Linked DNA regions of Mus musculus: region 2 is linked to region 1. Evidence: chromatin loops called from intact Hi-C (ENCODE). Cell type or tissue: heart. All regions are shown on one strand. Each heading gives the region's core, and the rest is flanking DNA. Links, peaks and the distances in the headings are about the cores only. Region 1 overlaps Osbpl3 (oxysterol binding protein-like 3). Region 2 holds the start of Osbpl3 (oxysterol binding protein-like 3).

Region 1 (2,910 bases), core at 308-2,807:
TAGATGGAGGCTGCCTGGAAAACTCAGTTTACAGGCTCCATCTCGAGACGGAGGCCTTCTGAACAGTTAGCCACCCTTCCCTGGTATTGATCTTCGTGATTTCCAACTTAACTTTGAGACCGCTCTGCCCCACTGAGACTATTGAGCGTTTGCGTCCTCCTCAGGGTTGGGAGCAAAGAGGCATGGGTGTTTTCAGTAAAATGCTGTTTTTCATGAGAGTTGTCTTCTGTCTAGGCCCAGCGGGCGCCTTCTTCTCTAGCAGGTGATGAAGGGCTTTGATTTGGTTGGCAAATACTTCACTTCACTCCTGTTCAATGAAAATTCTGTCTTTAATCCAAGGAATTTGATTGTCATTAGAGCTTATGACTCAGACACACAAAAGGGTTTTAATGAAAAGATGACTGCTTTCCAGACACACAGCAAAGGAGACTTACCCTTGCCGGTAAGGTCAGTGTTAAGCATGCTGTGATTATCTGTGGGATTTTCACAATAAACACCTACTAAGATGATTGATGCAGGTGTCTTTCAGATGAGGTCTGTCCTGCAACGTGAGATTCAACTTTCATATCAAAACAACACTCTGGGATGACTTTTTCTCCCGTTACTTCTGATCCTATGTTTGGTTCCAGCTGAGAAAATTACTTTCTCACAGGTTTCCATTTTAAAACTATCACACATTAGGTCTAACTCTGTGGGTGTGCGTGCGTGCGTGCGTGTGTGCGTGCGTGCGTGTGTGTGTGTGTGTGTGTGTATCCTGCAAAGTTTGTCCCATTCTGTTCTTTTCTTTTTCCAAGCTTTGCCTTCCCCATCTTCTCCATGGACTATTTATAGAAAATAAAGCTGGTGTCATGCCAGCAGTTCCACAGTTTATTGTTATAGGGTTTCTATTTATTCTATGCATAATACCCATGAAGATCTTACATAGCTCTGTGTGTGTGTCTGTGAGAGACAGACAGACAGACAGACAGACAGAGACAGAGATAGAGAGACAGAGAGAGAGACAGAGAGAGAGAGAGAGGTGCGCCATGCATGGAACACACACACACACACACACACACACACACACAGGTCAGAGGACGACTAGTGGGACTCCGAGTTCCTTCTCCTTCCACCACGTGTAGCTTGCATGTCTTCATAGGTACCACCTTCACCTCCTGAACCTTCTCACTGGCCCACGGGGCTTTTGTTGTTGATGTTTGTTGTTGCTGTAGTTTTGTTTTCAGGGTTATGCTCTAAAAAACTTACAGTGTTATGGAGTGACTCGTTTTTCTCTGGAATAGCAGTAGAATGGGAAATTTGGTCAACGTTCCAAGCGGTCACACTGTGGGTGAATCTTCTCTGGGAATTAGACTAACCCATGCCTGCCACTGTCCTTGTTCATGTCTGGGAGTTTTGTCCTTTTCGCTTCCTCCTAATTATTCATACACAAAGGAAAATGTTATACACATACAATTATAGCGCAAACGTGGGACCTACTCAGAGTCCAGTGGAGGGAGAAACATTCTTAGGTAGGTGCATGTAGTTGCTTTTGACACTCAAGGGTCTGTTGTTTTTGTCACCAAGATGGTGTTAATGAATTATGAAGCTGAAATGTTTGTTTGACCTTGTCTTTTTGGTGGTCCTCATGGTCTATAACTGGATGTCCCTTCCTGTCCTTGAATTTCCGTTTTAACTTTATGCCATGAGCCTCCCTCTCGCCTGGGCTGCCCTGTGCAGGCATCTGTTGGCTCGGCCTGTTGTCACTCTGTGAGTCATTGCTGGCCTTATTAAACTATTTTGGGCAGCGGCTTGTCCATTCTCCTCCTGTGAACCGTGAAGCCTAGAATTGCTTCGGCAGCATCCTTCGGTCACGTGTGGAATTTGAATGTGAAGGGAAGGCAGCTGACTGGTTACAGCCCGGCATCTCACCTCACCACAGTAGGTCTGTCTGCAGGGGCCACTTTGAGTTTGAAATGTTTCTTTTGTTTTAAAAAGGAATGTCAGAAATGCCATTCTTGTCAAGGCGCGTCTCAAATGCCTGACTCCATCAGCTTGTCAGGTTGGGTTGTTACAACAAAATACCAAAAACTGCGTAGATTAAAAAGAACAGAAGTGTATTTCTCATTGTTCCAAAGACTAGAGAGCCCAAGATTGAAGTGACAGCCAGCATGGCCTCTCCTGAGAGTGTCTTTCTTGATTCCTGGGTCATACCTTTTGGGATTGTCTTTGCCGGGTGGAGCAGGTAGCACTTTGGGGCCCACTTTTTTCAAGCAGGAGGTTATTGATCTCATCCGTAAGAGCTTTGCCTTCCTAACCTAACTGATCCCTTACCCAGCTCCCACTGCCATCAGATTGGTGATGAGATTTTACTTTATGAAAACTAGGGGAGCTAGGCATTGAGACCTCAGCACCCCCTTTCTCCTTGCATTTTTTCTTCACATATTCATGCTCCTCTCATGTGTTGGTGATTGCTCACTCAAGTGTGCAAGCCTATCTCAGGTCCACGGTCCACAGTGTGGCCTTGCCAGGAAAGATAGTGTAGGATTTAGTGATGAGAAGGTGGCCTGCCTTCAGGTCCCATCATGGAGGCAATGATGAAGTCTCATTAAGCTCAGAGACTGGATGTGGGAAGGTGTGCCCAGTCTCACAGTTGCATTCCGGCCTGCGAGAAGACACGCCGGAGCTGGTTGATGATATCCACCGACCACGGCGTAGACCTAGACTGCTGGCGTTGTCCAGAGGCATTAGAGTTCATCATCTCTGAGTAGGGATCCGTCACTGAGACCGACATGCTTGCCTAATGGCACATCACTGTATGTGGAGGGAAGAGGACCAGACCTACCTAGGCTTTCTAATTGCCAGAGTTATTAAACCTTGTAGCCTGCACGTGCTCCTGGCTCAGACTCACAGTTGAGTTATAGGCTCATTTCT
Region 2 (2,910 bases), core at 221-2,720, 51 kb before region 1:
TTTATATAGGGATTGCCGAGTGCTAGGGCTCACAGCATCAAGAAAATCTGCTTTCTTCGTCAAACTTCCCCGGCCACCTGGCAGAGCCAAAGACAGTTCCAGAGAGTGTATCCGTGGAAGGTTCCAGAAAGTGAATATCCAAACCTAGTGAATGAAACATGGTTTATACAGATGTGAGAAAGAGCCTCAGAGACGTTCATACAGGGTCAGCCTGACAACGGTCAGCCGCTGGTGGAGGCATGTACTTGGCACTCTGGAACATCTAGAGTGTCAGCAGCTGAGCCAAAGGAGCCAACATGCCCAGTTCGGTGAGGCAGGCCAGATGGATCTTAAAGGGGTTAAATACATCTGCAGTTCCTAGTGCCCAGAAAGCGTTTCCTGAGCCTGAGAGCTGCTGAGTCCTTCCTGCTATGGGAGCCTATTTGAGAACCTCCTCCCAGAGGACTTCAGGGGCCTGAGCTTCTTCCATCACCCCTTCGGAGGCTCTCTGCATGGCGCTCTCTGTGCTAACAGTTCACCAATGTTTTCCTGATTATTCACATATATATATATATATATACTCTCTTTGGTTTATCGTCTGCGTCCTCTCTAAAATGTAGGTTCTGAGAGGGCAGAAACCCGGTGTGCCTTTACCGCAGGTGCAGGATCACATCTGTTCCTGGCATTCATCATTCCCTGCCCACCGGGCCACCTGCGGCGCTGGACTCATGTGCGGTTTGCAAATTGACCTCAAATTATCAGTGGCTGACATCCAAGCTAGGATTCTGGCAAGTGGGCGGTGAAGTCGGATGGGCCTGGACATCTAGCCAGATGCTCCTGCGTTTCGATCGCAAACTACACTGCATCTTCTTTCCTAACCTATGGACGGGAACTGTAACAACAACAACAACAACAACAACAACAACAACAACACCTTTCTCCCTTCCTGCCTCCTCTGTAACCCTATACCAATCTGGACAACTGCTTCTGGGGGCCAGGTCCCCAAAGTCCGAACCAGTTTCTAATATCTTGTGTCTAACCCTTGGCTCACCACATATTTCCCCCTTATTTATTCTCAGCTCTTTTCAGTGTTCAAGTGATTATTGTCCGTTGGACTACTTTAGTCCCCTGGAATCTTCTCCTTAAAACAGCTCCTTTCGCGCGAACCTCAACTTCCTCCTAAGTCATTCACTAAATATTTATTGAAAGCCTAAGGGGCACACACTACTCTAAGGATGCTGGGAGCCGCTGCCCCGCCCAGCCACACCTACCATCACTCTCCACCGCTCCACACGCCCTGAACCCTGGCTGGCGTCACGGAATCCGCCTGCAGCTTCCAAGTCCAACGCCTCACCGCCTTCCCCCGATGACTCCTGATTGGTGGGAGTGGGAGCCACTCTGCTGCCCCCCCTCCACCGCCCTTTTCACGTTATTCCGCCCAGTGGAGAACTCAGGCTCCTCCTCTTAGCTCCCTCCCCTCGCTCCAGCTCTTCAGCTAATTGCCCGGCAGCGCGCGCCCTAAAGTTCTAGGCGAAGTATTGAGAACTGGTCGCGGGGATCGCACACCGGCCAGTAGCAGGGGACCAGGGACCCCGGCACCAGGAGAGCTGGTGCACTGCGCGGGCTCTCGCCCACCATCTGTCTGCGAGCAGCGCTCGGCGCCCCAGTCTCCTGCGGCTGGTGCTGGAACTGCCGTCGGCTGAGACTTGCAGGGACCCGAGAAGCCCGGTTTGCGTCCTTCTCGGTCTGAAGCACGCACTGGGGAATCGAGAAGCGTCCCCAGCAGCGGAACACTTAGGTGAGCAACAGGGCGTCCGCCCGCCTGGGGTTGAGCTGTGGTGGAGGCCCCGAGAAGGCTCGGGGACGCAGCCATTCTCTATGGTTCAGACTGTGTCTGTGGTGGTCCCGGGAAGCCCGGGTCCACGGGGCAGCCCTGAGACTAGGAGGTCGTCTGTCGTGTAAGCGCCAGTTTTCTGGGAGGAAGCACTCTGGTGCTGCTCACCCTGGAGCTGTGCCCCTCGAGTTACAGCCTGGCGGGGATGGACCCGGAGAAGGAGCGGATCTCAGGAGCCTGCGTGCGGGTGCATGAGGATGCCGCGTAGAGGAGCTGTCCCGGCACAGCCTGGCGCTGTGACGGGCTGGAGGCACAGGAAACCTGCTTAATTCTGCCAGGAGGAAGGCTTTACTACACCCTCGAGCTTGGGGCCCTGCGGTGCAGGCACCTCGCTCTTCGGCCTCCCCAGTCAGGTCACACCGCTCCACAGTGTCTGCACTGGGACCGAGAGCACCCTTCCCTTGGGGCTTCAAGCACTCAGCGGGTGATTGGTGCCTCTGGCGTCTCCCGTGGCATTGTCTTGTGTCCTTCAGACACTTCTTAACCAGCCGCGCGCCTCCCAGACTGTTGGAGCTGAGAGGGACATAAAGTTGTCTCTCACCTTGTGTCAGGGAACGGGGCTGGGGCATTGGAGTCCCCTCCGATGTCGCAGTGCCCTAGGAATCTGATTACTTGATGAGATCGTTTGGGTAGTGTATTTTATTTACACTGTAGCTGCAGAAGATGGTTTCAGAGATAGGTAAGCATAGCTCTGACTTTGGGTCATCCACACTCAACACTCTAAGCATCATACAAGGTGAGGACCTCCTTTTGGCCTCCAGAAACCTTCAGACAGATTGCAGTGCATCCAGGCTAAATGTCCATTCTGTCCATCAACTCCACACTGCCCTGTTTGCAGCTCTTCACAGAGCCTAAAGCTGTCTGGAATCATCTGCTTGTTTTTCCATCTGCCAGCCTTCTTCCGCTGCTAGGATGCGAAGTCCTGGGAAAGCAGAGACCAGGTCCTATTTCTCGGTCGGTCCATCCTCAGTGTGGAGAAGGCAGCTCTCCACACTGCAGCCTCACACTACACATTTATGGAATGAGTAAATGTTAAC

Evidence for each region. A loop is a pair of places that touch in the nucleus more often than their neighbours do. Peaks named below come from ENCODE experiments on the same cell type or tissue, not always from the same donor. Only the 100,000 strongest peaks of a DNase experiment are listed, where the experiment ranks them.
Region 2: a loop joins it to region 1, with 2.1 times the contacts of the local background. A loop is called at or near these places in 9 of 42 quality-filtered maps.

What each region holds. Positions count from the first base shown.
Region 1 is chr6:50,403,804-50,406,713 of GRCm38, reverse strand. All of the region lies in intron 2 of Osbpl3 (oxysterol binding protein-like 3), which reads left to right. Among named protein-coding and RNA genes, the nearest start is that of Gm52900, 24 kb to the right of the region's middle. In heart, for the core only: no CTCF peak of the experiment used is centred there; a DNase peak (open chromatin) is centred at 1,753; H3K27ac peaks cover 957 bases.
Region 2 is chr6:50,454,692-50,457,601 of GRCm38, reverse strand. Osbpl3 (oxysterol binding protein-like 3) reads left to right here and starts at 1,248. Exons shown (of 24, transcript NM_001347213.1): 1 at 1,248-1,777. In heart, for the core only: a CTCF peak has its summit at 1,642; DNase peaks (open chromatin) are centred at 1,331 and 2,141; H3K4me3 peaks cover 1,965 bases; H3K27ac peaks cover 1,700 bases.